2 separate regions of the Mus musculus genome follow, and region 2 is linked to region 1. Evidence: chromatin loops called from intact Hi-C (ENCODE). Cell type or tissue: left cerebral cortex. All regions are shown on one strand.

Evidence for each region. Hi-C counts contacts between places; a loop is a spot of excess contacts. Peaks named below come from ENCODE experiments on the same cell type or tissue, not always from the same donor. Only the 100,000 strongest peaks of a DNase experiment are listed, where the experiment ranks them.
Region 2: it touches region 1 in a loop (4-fold over the local background); 3 of 42 quality-filtered maps call a loop at or near these places.

What each region holds. Positions count from the first base shown.
Region 1 is chr13:106,920,639-106,928,638 of GRCm38, forward strand. Ipo11 (importin 11) reads right to left here. Exons shown (of 30, transcript NM_029665.4): 2 at 4,375-4,518. The coding sequence starts at 4,512. Among named protein-coding and RNA genes, the nearest start is that of Ipo11, 12 kb to the right of the region's middle. In left cerebral cortex, no CTCF peak of the experiment used is centred here; no DNase peak of the experiment used is centred here.
Region 2 is chr13:104,956,515-104,964,514 of GRCm38, forward strand. It overlaps Rgs7bp (regulator of G-protein signalling 7 binding protein), which reads right to left. Exons shown (of 6, transcript NM_029879.2): 5 at 7,570-7,640. Among named protein-coding and RNA genes, the nearest start is that of Gm41048, 46 kb to the left of the region's middle. In left cerebral cortex, no CTCF peak of the experiment used is centred here; DNase peaks (open chromatin) are centred at 3,043, 3,308, 3,947, 4,567 and 4 more places; H3K27ac peaks cover 4,385 bases.

The DNA of each region.
Region 1 (8,000 bases):
AGCCATTCACCGCATCCTGCTGCCTGAGCATGGATGCACTGTGACCAGCGGCTTCAAGCTCCTGCTGCCATTCTTTCCCAACTAAGACGCGATGGATTCTCGAACTGTGAATGAAGCCCAATAAACGTGTCCTTCCATAAATTGGTTTTGCTGGAGTGTTTTATCGCAATAGGAAAAGTAACTAAAAAAGAAAACAATAACCTATTTCACAATAACAAGACTACTTACCAATGCAATCACGCTCATGGGGCTAGAGAAATGGTCAACAGTTAAGAATCCCAGAGCACCTGGCATCAGTTCCCAGAATACAAATGGAGGGTCACAACAGTCTGTAACTACAGTTCCAGTGGGGTCTCATGACCTCTTCTGGCCTCCATAGGCACCGCATGCACATGGTACATACACACATACACAAGCACACACTCATACGATTTAAAAAACAACAAAGCCGGGCGTGGTGGCGCACGCCTTTAATCCCAGCACTCGGGAGGCAGAGGCAGGCGGATTTCTGAGTTCGAGGCCAGCCTGGTCTACAGAGTGAGTTCCAGGACAGCCAGGACTACACAGAGAAACCCTGTCTCGAAAAACAAAAACAAAAAACAAAACAAAAAAAAAACAAAAACAAAAACAAAAAACAAAATAAAATAAAGGTGAGATGTGATATAACAAGCTATGTTAGTCAAATCACTAATCCATAGTTACTGCTTTGCACAATGGTGGCAAACTATGAAAATAAGAATGCAGTTAAACCATGCAACATGATCTTGATAATCAATGGGGAAATTGTCTAATAGGCTTTAAAAAGGTTAGCCTGGGAAATTGGAAAGATGGCTCAATGGAGAAAGCCTGTTAGTCTTGCAGAGGGCCTGGACTGAGTTCCTAACACCCATATAAGATGGCTCACAACTGTCAATAATTCCAGGAGTATCCAATGGCCTCTTCTGGTCTCTGTGGGCACCAAGCACACACATGGTACACATACATACATATATACATGCAGGCAAAACCTTCATTCACAGAAAACAAATTGTAAAATAATCCCAGTGCACAGCAGGCACGCTGGTGCTTGTATTTAATCGTAGTACTTAGGAAGCAAAGGTAGGTCCACCTCTGAGTTCCAGGCCAGTCTGGGCCATATAACAAGTTCTAAGCCAGCAAGTACCACACAGCAAGATGAACCTCCATCGCCCTCAGTATGAGTGCTGCTATGAGTCTACATGTCCAGGCTAGACTTTAACTTGTTGGGGTAATCTTTCTTTGCTTTGTGTAAAGGTGTATCTCTGTATTTTCATTTGTTAATTCTGTACCATCAGAGAACTAAGTGCTGGCAGGATTCTGGTATTGTCATTTCTTTGACCCATCACCAGGTTTTCTACTTTGTAAATATTCATCTTTCCTCACCTGACTAAAGGCAATCTAGAAATAGACCAGAGGTTGTCTCCATACTGAGTGGTTATAATAAGAGTTATAATAAGAGCTGACGGCCAATATCTGGAGCAGGAAATAGGGGGGTGGAACTTCCAGGCAGAGAGAGAATGATGGCGGAGGGAAAGAAATCAGATGGTAGTAGAGCCAAGAAAGGTATACAGCTAGCCACAGGGTTGGCTATAGGTCTGACAGTCAGGTCAAATTAGATGAGCCAATTGGAAGACTACCCTAACAAAAGGCCTAACCCTTAAACTGTAGAAGCCTCCATGTCATTATTTATGCTGCTGGTGGGTATGAGAAAGACTCAGTACACTAACTGGCTACGTAGACCAACCTAGCCTCAAACTTAAGATCTTTGCCTCACTGCATCAGCCTCCTGAGTGCTGGGATTATGGGGCTACCATGCCCTATTCAAAAACTATTTTATCCTCAACATTCAAAAGGCTGAGGCAAGAAGCATTCAAAACTAGCCTGTTCGAGGAAGCAAACTGCACACGAGCCTAAGCTAGAGAGTACAACTCCATCTTTTTTAAAGTTTGAAGTTATAACTCAGCTGGGACACTGCTCGCTGACCACGCATAGAGCCCCAGGTTCAATCTCCACCAGCTTGTAATCTGAGCATGGAGGAGCTTACTTGTAACCCAATACTTGGCCAGTGGAGGCTGGAGAATCAGAAATTCAAACTCATCCTTGGTTACACTGCATGTTGAAGCCAGCCTTGAAATAACCAGGTCCGGGCTGGTGAGATGGCTCAGTGGGTAAGAGCACCCGACTGCTCTTCCGAAGGTCTGGAGTTCAAATCCCAGCAACCACATTGTGGCTCACAACCATCTGTAACAAGATCTGACGCCCTCTTCTGGAGTGTCTGAAGACAGCTACAGTGTACTTACATATAATAAATAAATAAATCTTTAAAAAAAAAAAAGAACCAGGTGCCCGTGTGTGTGTGTGTGTATGTATGTATGTATGTATGTATGTATGTATGTATGTATGTATTTTGTATGCATATGTGCATGACTCTCCAAAGCAGTGGTTCTCCAGCTGTGGGACCTCCTGCATGTCAGATATTTACATTACGTGCGTAACAGTAGCCAAATTACAGTTATGAAGTAGCACTGAAATAATGCTATGGTTGGGGGTCACCACGACATGAGGAAGTGTGGTCAGCGGTCACAGCATTAGGAAGGTTGAGAACCACTGCTCCAATGTCATCCACCAGAGCAGCAGAAGCCACGCACACAGCACTTTATACAAATGTCTATATGTGCAGGCTAGGTGTGGCGGCAGATGCCTGGAACCCCAGCACTGGGGAGCTGGACAGGAGGGTCACTGAATCTGAAGTCAGCACCTGCCATACAACAATCCCCTCCCCCAAAGACTCTAAGTACCCACACATATTCACTAATAAATAAAAGCACTTTATGAAAATGCACCAATACAACAACTAATGGTAACTCAAAACAAAATGCACAAGCAAAAAAGGAGAAAAAAATTATCTTAGCAGTTATTAGTAATTCATACACTCATTCAGGAGGTGGAGGCAGAGAACAGAGTTCAATGCCAGAAAATATAAAAGATCCTCTGTATGAAAATATTTAAGGGCTGGAGAGATGGCTCAGCAGATAAGAGCACTGACTGCTCTTCCAGAGGTCCTGAGTTCAATTCCCAGCAACCACATGGTGGCTCACAACCATCTGTAATGGGATCTGATGCCCATTTTTGGTGTATCTGAATACAGCTATAGTGCACGCATATATATAAAATAAATAATATTTTTTTTAAAAAAAGATTAAAATTTTAGATGGGGGGAAAAAAAAATCAACAACATTTTGCCAGTCATGGGAGCACATGCCTTTAATTCTAGCAACCAGGAGGCAGAGACATGGTGATACCAATGTGTTGATGGTCAGTCTGGTCTACATACCAATTTCCAGGCAAACCAGGGCTACACAATGAGACCCTGTCTCAGCAAAACCAAAAACAATGTTTAAAAGTGAAATAGAGGATACAAAGGGAGACCAGGTCAATGGTGAGTCCTTGCCTTGCATGCACTAGATCCTAGATTTGCTTCTATTATTGAAAAAAAAAAAAAAACTAATAAAAGAAAAAAAACTGAAAAATCCTGAACACGGACGGTGTTCCTGATGTTGATGCTGATGCAGAGCGAGTCCAAGTCAATGCACTGAGACGGGGGTGAGGAGACACTGCCTACCGTCTTCACGTCAGCACGGGTGTGGCAAACTGAAAAGCCATCACAGTCTGATAGTTCTCAACAGACACTGAGAATATATCCTGTCCAGTTCTTATACAGAATGAATGCTTGGACAATAAAAGCAGAAAGTCATTAATCAGCCCCAAAACACAGAGCCAAAGAAAGTGACTTTCTCTACTAAAAGTTTAAATTAGGCCAAGTAGTAGTGGTGCACGCCTTTGACCCCCAACACTGGGAAGGCAGAGGCAGGTGGCTTTCTTTCCATTTAAGGCCAGCCTGATCTACAGAGTGAGTTCCAGAACAGCCAGGACTACATAGAGAAACTCTGTCTCAGAAAATAAAAAACAAAAGTTTTCATTAAAATGTTGATTCATCAAAAATCACTTGTAAAACACCCTCAGGAGCCTTACACTGCCGTGGTGATGGTGACAATGGCAGCCAAGCATCTGGATCAGTTTCAGTAAGCCGTACGTAAATCTCCATAGGTACAGAGCTAATAAAATAATGATTTCTCACTGTATTAAAAAATAAACTGGCCGGGCAGTGGTGGTACACACCTTTAATCCCAGCACTTGGTAGGCGGAGGCAGGTGGATTTCTGAGTTCAAGGCCAGCCTGGTCTACAGAGTGAGTTCCAGGACTGTCTCTAAAACCTCTCCCCACCCAAAAAAAAAAAACAAAACAAAACAAAACAAACAATAAACAAACAAACAAACAATCTCAAGAACTACTTACCAGCAACACTGAATAGAAACCTGGCTGTGTCTCCCACTGTTTCAGCTGCTCCTCGGCTGGCTTCAACACAGCAGTATCCTGACTGGTGGCCTGTGTTAGGACCTGAAGAACCACAGAGCTGGCACTATTGAGATCCATGGAAGTCTGCAATGGTAAGTTAGCACACTTGAATGCACATTATATCTACTACAAAAATGCACAGTAACATAAGTGGAGGGAAGCCTGCAGGGTTTGAAAAGCACTTTCTCCTGGCCACCCACATTCTGACCTTTCCTATCCACTAGCTACAACATTACTTAGAACTCCCATAATTGCAATTACTACACATAAATCAATATATTTCTAAAGAAAATTGTTTTCTATTGTTTCAAAAAGTAAATGTAAGATGAAACTGGAGAGCCCACATACACAAAACCTCAAGTTTCCAAATTCTGATTTCCTACTGTGGAATCCTCCTACCTCAGCCTCCCCTCCCTAGTGTTAGCAAACTCACTCAAAGTGGACAGCGACAGAGACTCATACTCAACGATACTTAAAACATCAACTGAGTGAAGTGCAATCCTTGCATATAGCAGGAATGTCTCAAAAGTAAAGGAGGGATAAGAAAATCCTGTGCCACACCCACTCCAGTGAAGTCTGAGTGGCAGGCCCAAAAGCTTGGACGCAGTCCTGAGGCAAAAAGTTTCACGGAAACTTAGTCTCCTGGAGCCTTGGCATCCCACAGCACGAATGCTCCAGATGTGTTCTTGCGATAGTTGGTGTTATAGGTAATGCTACTCATTCAGACGAAAAGCCTCCAGTGTTAAACAGCGAAAGAAATCAGGCATTACAATTTACTGGATAAGAGCTAGAAATCTCAGGGCTAGTTCAACAAAGTTAACTTAGAATTCTCATTACGGTCATGTATAGCAGACTACATTACATATTAGAAGAAAGTTGGTTGGTTCTTCTGATAAATGGAGGTTCCCTACAGATACATAAAATAACAACTAAGTCACTCCCACGTGAAGGAATTTACAATGGCCTAGGAAGAAGGAAGGGTGTGGTCTAAGAAAGAACTAGAGTAAATACTTAGAATAACAGCTGAGTCACTCCCATACACAGGAATTTACAATGGCCTAGGGAGAAGGTGAATTAACAATGGCAAGGGCACACTGCTTTTGATTCTAGTTGTAAACACTGATTTTTTTTAATCCCAGTTGTAAACACTGCCTGGTTCCTGTCAGCTTTTGTGTATGCATTTCTCTGTTTTGGGTAAAGAGTCGATTTGAATCGGGTAACCTCAATGTACCTTGGATGACCTTAATGAATCACCTAACTTCCTTGTTTTCTTCTATAATATAAGTCTGATGCTGGCTTTGAGAAATTACATTCAGATCAACACTCCCTTGTGTTCGTGTCTGTCACCCCGCCGATTCCTTGCCCACAGGGGCGACTGAGTCCAGTCTGCAGCAATCCTGTTACGTGATAAATGACTATGTACCTTCCCCAGTTCATATGCTGAAATCTAAGGCCTAAGTTAGGTATTTGGAGCTGAGAAGTTAGGTAGGTATTAGACCATCAGGATGGATTCTCCAAGCATGGTCTAAATGTGCCTGAAGAGGACACCAGAGAGCCACCTTATTCTTTCTGTCAAATAAGGATACAATAAAAAGTCTGCAATCAGCAATGGTCCTTCCCAGTATCTAACTACGCTGGTACCCTGAGTTCAAGGCCAGCCTGGTCCATGTAATGAGACCACATCTCAGAGTAAAAAAGCAAGACCAGCAAGATGTCTCAGGATCTACCACCAAGCCTGATGTGATCACCTGCATTCAAATTCCAGGACCAACATAGTTCAGAGAATTATCTCCCACAAAGTTGTCCCCGTGTATGCTGTGGTAACACACACCACACCAAACAAATAAATAAATGTGGATTTTAAGTGTTAAAGGTTAAAGAGATAGTGTCTTGGAAATAACTATAATAAACAGTTTACCAAAGAATGACAGCAACCTCTCAACACAAGTCCTCGACACCCATAAAGGTGTTGCTTCCTGTCAACACTTTCATTTATGAGTTGAGATAGTTTAAAGCAGGTGCTTTAATTGGAAAGACACTGTCAACTTAAAGGGCAGATGATTACAAGTGCTAGAATATTTTGTTTTGCCTGAAACAGAGTCTCTATGTAGCCCCAGCTGCCTAAAATCTGTTATGTAGACTTAGGCTGACTCTTCCACTAGTGTGCTAGGATTAAAGGTGTGTACCACTACGATTCAAAAGAGCCAGTGTTAAATGTCCCCCATGCAGATTTCTGGAAATCAAGAGTTCTAGGCCAGCCTGGACAACTTAGCAAGACTCCATCTCATTTTTTTAAAATAGGATTGGGATGTAACTTACCACAGCACTTGCCTGTCATGCACAGGAACCTGGGTTCTATACACATATGTATGTAAAACAATTAATGAAAAAAAAGTCCATGAATTTGGAAGAGAGCAAAGAAGAGGATATGGGAGGGTGGAAAGGGAAGAGGAAAATAATGTAATTAAAATCTCAAAAAAATAAAAAAATAATTTTGCGAGGCATGGTGGTGCACACCTTTAATCCCAGCACTCGGGAGGCAGAGGCAGGCGTATTTCTGAGTTTGAGGCCATCCTGGTCTACAAAGTGAGTTCCAGGACAGCCAGGGCTATACAGAGAAACCCTGTCTTGAAAAACCAAAAATAATAATAATAATAATAATTATTATTATTATTATTTTCAAAGAGCAAGCAAGTGAACCAACCATGGGGCTAGAACAAAGCTCAGCAGCTAAGAGCACCTGTTATCCTCTCAGAAGACTCAAATCTGCATTCTAGCACAGACATCAGGCAGTTTATAACCACCAGTTGAGGATCCCATTCCCTCTTCTGGCCTCCTCAGACAGACAGACAGACAGACAGACAGACAGAGGATTCCATTCCCTCTTCTGGCCTCCATAGACAGACTACACACACACACACACACAAAACCAGAAACATAAGAGCTATAACAAATTTAATATAAAAACGTTACCTGTTAGAAAGCTTAAAGAAAGGGACAGTTTATTAACTTAAACAACCTTCGTTCATTTTTGAGACAGGATCTTACTATGCAGCTCTGACTGTCCTGGAACTTACTATATAGACCAGGCTGGCCTTGAACTCACAAACATCCATCAACCTGCTTCTCCCTCTATGGTGCTGGGATGAAGGTGAGGAAAAACAAACAAACTTAATATTGGTGCTAGGCATGTTGGTACACATCGTAATCCCAGCAACATTCTGTAGACTAAGGAAGGAGAATTATGAATTCAGGGCCAGGCCAGGCTACATAGCTAGATCTTGGAAGAAAGAAAGGGATAGAAACAGGGAGGGTGGAAGAAGGAGAAAGGGGGATGACCACTTGTAGAGAAAAAAAAAATTAACCCTGATTCTAGCAAAACTGCTAGATCCCTCTGATGAGTCACCACACTAGTCTCTAGCTGTGACGTGCTGCTACTGAGCAGCACTACTGAAGTTACTGCTCACGACAAACATGACCTTCTGTGGACATCTCCAACTGCACAAGACAGGAAAGCACTACCTCACGCTGACCTAGCTTCTAAACATTTCTATGATTATACCTAT
Region 2 (8,000 bases), 2.0 Mb before region 1:
GTATCAGTGAGTGCATATCTAATGACTTCTTTTGTGATTGGGTTACCTCACTAAGGGTGATATCCCTGAGATACATCCATTTCCCCAAGAATTTAATAAATTCATTGTTTTTAATAGCTGAGTAGTATTCCATTGTGTAAAAGTACCACATTTTATTTTGTATCCATTCCTCTGTTGAGGGACATCTGGGTTCTTTCCAGCTTCTGGCTATTATAAATAAGGCTGCTATGAATATAGTGGTGCATGTGTTCTTATTACCAGTTCGAAAATCTTCTGGGTATATGCCTAGAAGTGGTATTGCTGGATCTTCTGGTAGTACTATGTCCAATTTTCTGAGGAACCGCCAGACTGATTTCCAGAGTGGTTGTACAAGTTTGTAATCCAACCAGCAATGGAGGAGTGTTCCTCTTTCTCCACATCCTCCCATCTGCTGCATCTGCTGTCACCTGAATTTTTGATCTTAGCCATTCTGACTGGTGTGAGGTGGAATCTCAGGGTTGTTTTGATTTTCATTTCCCTGATTATTAAGGATGTTGAACATTTTTCCAGGTTCTTCTTAGCCATTCAGTATTTCTCAGTTGACAATTCTTTGTTTAGGTCTGTACCCCATTTTCCCCAGCTTTTTATTAGGTATTTATTTCATTTACATTTCAAATGCTATCGTAAAAGTCCCCTATACCCTCCCCTCCTGCCCCCCACTCCCCTACTCATCCACTCCCACTTCTTGGCCCTGGTGTTTCCTGTGTATTGGGGCATATAAAGTTTGCAAGACCAAGGGGCCTCTCTTCCCAATGATGGCCGACTAGGCCATTTTCTGCTACATATGCAGCTAGAGACACAAGCTCTGGGGGTACTGATTAGTTCATATTGTTGTTCCACCTATAGGGTTGCAGACCCCTTCAGCTCCTTGGGTGCTTTCTCTAGCTCCTCCATTGGGGGCCCTCTGTTCCATCCAATAGCTGACTGTGAGCATCCACTTCTGTGTTTGCCAGGCACTGGCATAGCCTCACAGGAGACAGCTATATTAGGGTCCTTTCAGCAAAATCTTGCTGGCGTATGCAATAGTGTCTGCTCCACTATGTTCATAGCAGCCTTATTTATAATAGCCAGAAGTTGGAAAGAACCCAGATGTCCCTCAACAGAGGAATGGATACAGAAAATGTGGTACATTTACACAATGAAATACTACTCAGCTATTAAAAACAATGAATTTATGAAATTCCTAGGCAATTTCCCCCAATTCCTCTACCAGTAGGTCTGGTGTGTAGCCAGAAGAGCATCATATCTTCAATATTCCTAAAGGTACTGATGTTGCAAGTCATAAGGGCAGACTTTGAGGGTATCATCCTGAGTGAGGTAACCCAATCACAAAAGAATTCATTAGATATGCACTCACTGATAAGTGGATATTAGCCCAGAAACTTAGAATACCCAAGATACAATTTGCAAAACACATGAAACTCAAAAAGAACGAAGACCAAAGTGTGGACACTTCTACTCTTCTTAGATTTGGGAACAAAACACCCATGGAAGGAGTTACAGAGACAAAGTTTGGAGCTGAGACGAAAGGATGAACCATCCAGAGACTGCCCCACCCAGGGATCCATCCCATAATAAGCCACCAAATGCAGACACTGTTGTACCCCATTTTTAATGGGGTTATTTGAATTTCTGGAGTCCAGCTTCTTGAGCTCTTTGTATATATTGGATATTAGTCCCCTATCAGATTTAGGATAGGTAAAAATCCTTTCCCAATCTGTTGATGGCCTTTTTGTCTTACTGACAGTGTCTTTTGCCTTACAGAAGCTTTACAATTTTATGAGATCCCATTTGTCAATTCTTGATCTTACAGCAGAAGCCATTGCTGTTCTTTTTAGGAATTTTCCCCCTGTGCTCATATCTTCGAGGCTTTTCCCCACTTTTTCCTCTATTAATTTCAGCGTATCTCATCCCCCAATTCCTCTACCAGTAGGTCTGGTGTGTAGCCAGAAGAGCATCATATCTTCAATATTCCTAAAGGTACTGATGTTGCAAGTCATAAGGGCAGACTTTGAGGACCACTACTAAATGAACAGAGGACCTGAGTGCAAGGCTCTTAGGTGATGCTTAATTTGAGTGTCAACATGATGGGCTGTAGAATCATGAAGAAAACAAATCTCTGGCTGTGCTTGTGAGGGGCTTTGTAAATGGGGTTAGTTCCAGTGGGAGATCTATCCTAAAGGCAGACAGCAGTCCTTCATGAAGTCCTGGACTAAGTGTAAGAGGTGAGCATCATACCCATGCTCTCTTGTCTATGGAAACAATTCGACCAGCACCTGCTGAGGCTTCAAAGTCACCTAAATGTGCCCTGGCTCTCTCTACATGTGCCTCCTTTCCCTCATGCCTTCTCTACTGTTATACTTATCTGCCGTGATAGACTTGAGGTCCTGGAACCGTAAGCCAACCTAAAGGCTTCCTTCCTTCCTTCCTTCCTTCCTTCCTTCCTTCCTTCCTTCCTTCCTTCAGTTGTTTTGGTGAGGCACTTTTGGTGTAGCAATGAGGTAAGGAACTAATCCATCCTGTGCTGGGGTTTAAAAGAAACATGACCGCTGACCTAAAGGAACTTTTCTCATAGCTGTGAGACTGCATTTACAAAAGCATGAGAAAGAGCCAAATACAGTGCTATGAGAATTCCCAAGAAGAGGGGCAGAGATGTCACTAACATTGAAAGGACGTCATTTATGGAAGATTCATGTAGGCTTTGGGTGACCGTTCTTGGCCACAAGGAATGAGAAGAACTTGAGTGTTTGTTGAAGAGGGAGGCATTCTGAGTGAAGGGGGCAGTATGAATCCAGACAAAGAGGCACCAATGGTCAGTCTCAAATAAACAGTCCAGTCAGGGTGGACTGAAAGGTTCATGAGGGAGCAGACAGTACCAACAGAAACTACTTAAAATTGCCTACATAGGCCCACCGTCTCTCACTTCTTTGCCTTTACATATGTTTCCCTTTCCCCGCAGCCTTCCCTCCCTGGTTGACTGGCAATCTCCCTCTTGAGATTAGCGTCAGCAGCTTATTTCTATGCATTTTCTGACTCCTCCGTGCCTCTGACTCCCATCCGTTCTATCAATAATTGCCTGGGTAGATTAGTTGCCTCTAATCCTATCTATCTCCCTACCATTGCTAAAAACAACCATTTATGAAAATCTTCATATATTTATCCTTGCTGTCCCGGCTCTCTATGTCTGACTCACTGAATAACCCTCCTCAGCCAGGCTTTCCTGTCCCAAATGCCAAGTCAGCCTCTTCTACTATCACTACCAGTGACGGCTTTTCTGCCCAGTCTTTTGGATTGTGCAGCGTTACCCAGCTCAATCATGTTACATAACCAAGCGTTCCTTCCTTGCAGACATCTTGGTTCATTTTTGTGCAATGCTCTTTTGGTTTTTCTCTTGGGATCCCTTTGTGAATTGGTCTTCTTTTGCTTCAAGCCTTACAGTTTTGCATTCCAGAGCATTCTTTTGGCAAGTTTCCCAGGGGCAGTCTCTGCTGTGTGTAGAGCTCCTACGACCACTGCTCTGAACATACTCAGATTTATTTCCAGATTTCTTGGATCATGTCTTCCCCCAATGCTACTAACTATTGAATGTTAACCCCAGGATTCTCCATGTCTAAAACCATAGCCATGTTCTACCTTGAAGCCTCTTGCTCTCTTCTCTCAACTTACTGACTGATACCATTATTTATTCTTCTAGTCAGGACTGAACCCAGATTCATCCTTGATTCTGCGTTCTCCTTTATGAATCATGTCTGACCTGTCATATCTTCTTCCTCAGTTCCTTGGCATTACATAATATCTGAAGCATGTCTCATCTGGAAGATAGCTCGTGCCTCCTAACTGACTTGCATCTAGAGCAGATTTAGTGCCTATGGATTCTAAGGCATGCTATCAGCTCCCGGATTCCACGAATGAGCAAAGATACCAATACATCCCACAGACCTCATTAAGTCAGAATTGCAGCAAAGGTGAGACTGTCTTTCAGGCTTAATCTATTTCTGTTGATTTGTTTTGTTTTATAACAGCACAGATTTAGAAGAGGCTTGTCCTTCACTTTCCAGTCTCCTTTGAGCCTTTGTTGGTAACCTTGTGGGCTCCCCACAGGTGGCTCCATTTGTAATCCATTTGACACAGCAAGCTGATCATAATTAATGAAGCTCCCTGCAGCACTGTCAATGACCCAGAATGGAGGACAGGAGGGGCACTGGAGCAGGGGAAAGGACAGCAGGCCTGGAGCCAGGAGAGATGGACATAGCCTGCGGCCCATGATGGGGGGACCACAGAACAAGGGCCGCTTACTCACCTGGGTACCAGCATCTCCAAGCTCAGGCTGGAAGGGCACTGACAGAGAAGACAATGTCCCAAAACGTAGGCACTTTTTTTGATAATCTAAATCCCCGCCCTTGGCCACTCTGTTTTCTTTCTTACTAAAAATCAACTTCAAGTGAACGTTTGCTGAGTAGCGAGTGGGAGAGATGTAATCCAGTGTTGAAACGAACCCTGGACCAGTTCCAAATGAAGAACTGAAAGGGAGCCTGGAGAAGAAGAGAGTCTGAGCTGGCAGGGTTTTCCCATGGTCAGCAGGCCAAGCACAAGAAGCCAGGACCATGAGTGACATCTTTCTCTCCTTTTCTGTTTCCAACACACATGCAAATAGAATAAAAACAGAAAGGAAATAAGCCAGAAAAGAGACAGATGGCTTTCTATAATGGTTTCAACCGGTTAGAATCAGCTTTTGAGAACAAGGGTCTACGTGAAAGAACCAGAATAAACTTTCGCTGCATCACCCCATCCCCTACACACCTTAAGTCAGAGCTGCGTAACACACAGACTCCTGCTGTGGGGAGGCTCTGTGGGCATCTCAGTCTACGCAGTCAGAGGGACGAATCTGGATGATTTCTAAAATGAGTCGAATGGCACTGCCATATGTGTCTGTCAAAGACTGCCCCTGGAGATGGTTCATCCTTCCTTCAGGGCCTGTCTGCCCCCTTCCTTGGGTTCTTACTGCTCTCTGCCCATTGCTGGCACAGGGACAGCACTCTGTGAGTGGACACCACCTTGCTAAGGGTCTGCATTTCTCCACAAAACGAGGCGCCTGGATTTCCATAAGCCCTTCACTTCAGCTATTCTTTTTAGTATTAGAATGCGACTGAACCACCTTCGGAATAAATCATTGTATTTTTATTTCCCAGATGGATTTGTGACGTAAGACTTCGGATGATTTATTTGGGTGATTTCTTCCCTTTTATATTTTTACTGAAAGTACCACCACATGTTGTTCTTTTATTTTACAAATCCACTGAAAGGTCCCAATAAGTTTTCATTTATGAAATACAAAAATATTTCTATTTTACCTCCCGTGATTTTGAAAATTCCCTAATTAAAATGAAATTTTGACTTCCCTGTCAACACACAGTCCCACCATGGCAGCATGGACTGGCATTAGATGTGGAAGGGAGTTTTAAGGTGGGTTCACAGAAAATACAGAATTTGTGGCATTCACAAAATTCAGACTGGGCACCCTGGGAAGTTACCCTCCTGGGAGGCTCCATGCGTGCTTCAGTGAGAGGGCAGGGTAGTGTCCATGGGGGAGACCGCCAAACCTGTGGATCCTAATGTGTGCTCCAAACTTAAAGTCCCAGAGGCCTAGTCTCTGACCTCTGACTTCAAGACTGACTGGACACCGATGTGACACATGCATGATCTTTGCAGGACAAGTCCTACTTGCTGCTGTTTTGGAGTTCTGAACAAGTCTGTGTGGGCCAGCTACTAAACGACAATGTCAGTTTCCAAACACATTGGCAGAGTGGTCCTGGGTTCCTTCCAAAAACTATTTCATCTCTCCCACATCCTACTCAACAAACATCTCCTAGAAGTCGGTTTCCAGTTGATTTGCTCTTCGTAAGGTTGATGTGGTGTGTACTGCCTCTCTAATCCTCAAGCCACCATGGTCTCCCCACTCTCCAAAATTTCCGCAAGTCAAACTACTTGCCCGGGGTCACTTCGTTGGACAATGGCAGAGCCAGACTCTGACCTCAAGCCTAGCTTTAATTGAAGCCCTTCATTCTAAACCCACAGGTGCTTCTAGCAGCAGCAGCAGCAGCAGCAGCAGCAGCAGCAGCAGCAGCAGCAGCAGCAGCAGCAGCTTTGTATGTGTAGTCAGAGAACTCTTCAATTACCATACATCTACTTTCCTCCAGGACTCCGAAGCACACTGACTGGTTGGAGGTGGATTTGGCCTCTGTGAGCAGATTCTACAAGATTGCCTGGAATTACCTGTCCTGCCTCCTCCCCTGCCTCATACTCTGACCCAGGCCTCCAGCACAGCGCAAGCTGATGCGGTGTCTCAGCCTTTGTCTGGTGTGCTCGCCTGCCTCCACCTCTCTACCTTCTGCTGATATACTCTGAGCCAAGAGGCACTTCAGCTCTGCTGCCAAGTCCTCCTCCTCCTCCCTCCTCTTCACTCAGCTTCCCTCGCTCCCAGGCAGACAGTATACTTCCCTCCCTCCCTCCCTCCCTCCCGCACAGGCTTTCTTCGGTGGAAACAGGAGGGTTTTTTCCCTTGCCTCTAAAGAGCCTTTCCCATCCTCTAGGTACCACTTTCTGCAGCTAATGCTTCATTCATGGCTGCTCTAGCTAAGTCCGCTTAATGTAAAGCACTTACCATTCACTTGTGTGCACAGCCTAGAGTCCTGCAAAGATTTAACAAACACTTATTGCTTGTGCCAGGTGGCGTTCTAACTGTGTCCCAGGCTCCAGATGCAGAGCATCCAATAGTTAACAAATTCAGGATCATTCCTCATTCTTGTGAATATTTCTTTACCGGTCTGTGTCAGGTTGGATTCTTTTGCGTCTTCCAGAGGTGGACTACCTGAGTTCAACTCCATAGCACAGTCTTTTTACTATAATCTGTATGACTTTGGAAAAACTAACCTCTGCATCTCAGTTCTCTGTAAATTAGGAAAACTTTAATAAAATCTCCCTAAATCATTACTAGATTTTAATAGGAGACTGGAAGTTTAGCTCAGTTATAGACTACTTGCCTAACACGTAAGGCCCTAGCTTTGACCCCTAGTATGGGAGAAACAAACAAACAAACAAACAAGTAGTAATTATATAAGCCAACATAGCTGATACATGTGAAATACTCAGGACAGTGACATACCATGTGTCCCCAATATGAATTAATTCTATTATTATTTTTATATAATTAAGCATGTAAATGGAGGGATATTTCTCCAGTAGGCTATAAACCTTGTGCAGATGAAAGCCACGTTCTTGGTCCTCTTGTAGAGGCATCCCTGGTTTGGCTCTTTCCACAGCACATGACAGGTCTGGCAGGGATGTGGGCGTTCTCTTTCAGGTGAATGCATCTCTGTCTCCATCAGAGGAGGCTCACTCACCAAGACGACAGCCTCACCCACTCTCTCTAAGAAGGCTTGCTTACTTTGTGGGAAACCCTTGCACTGCCTTTCTGAGAAGCAACCTCCAAGTTCACCATGCTCTGCCTCAAAGAGAAATCCCAGGACTCACCTTGATTTTTCAGTGGTAAAGGCATCGTTTCCCTGAGTTTGCTAAGAAGGTTTTTCATTTCTCGCATGTCTCTGCAAAGTTGACAGAAAGAAAAATTAGCTGTACGTTTTTCAAATGAAGCCTCAAGTTTCACCTATGTGATGAATGAAAGGTGAGATTCCACAGGGAATTTTAACAGTTCTTGTTTCAAACAGACACATACTGAATTCACTTTGCTTTTACAGTAAGGAATAGCAGATAGGATTTGGCTCCAGCCCTCGGCATCTCTGCTTGTAGTCCGACCTGGCTGAATTCAGTGGAGAGCCTTTATAATGAGGACAGTACTATGGCTCTACAGGGAGAGGCCAAGGACACACAACTAGAACAGTGGGCTCCTGGGGAAAGTCAGGATTTGGGATGCATCACTGGGGCAGATGGCTGTGCTCCAGTGC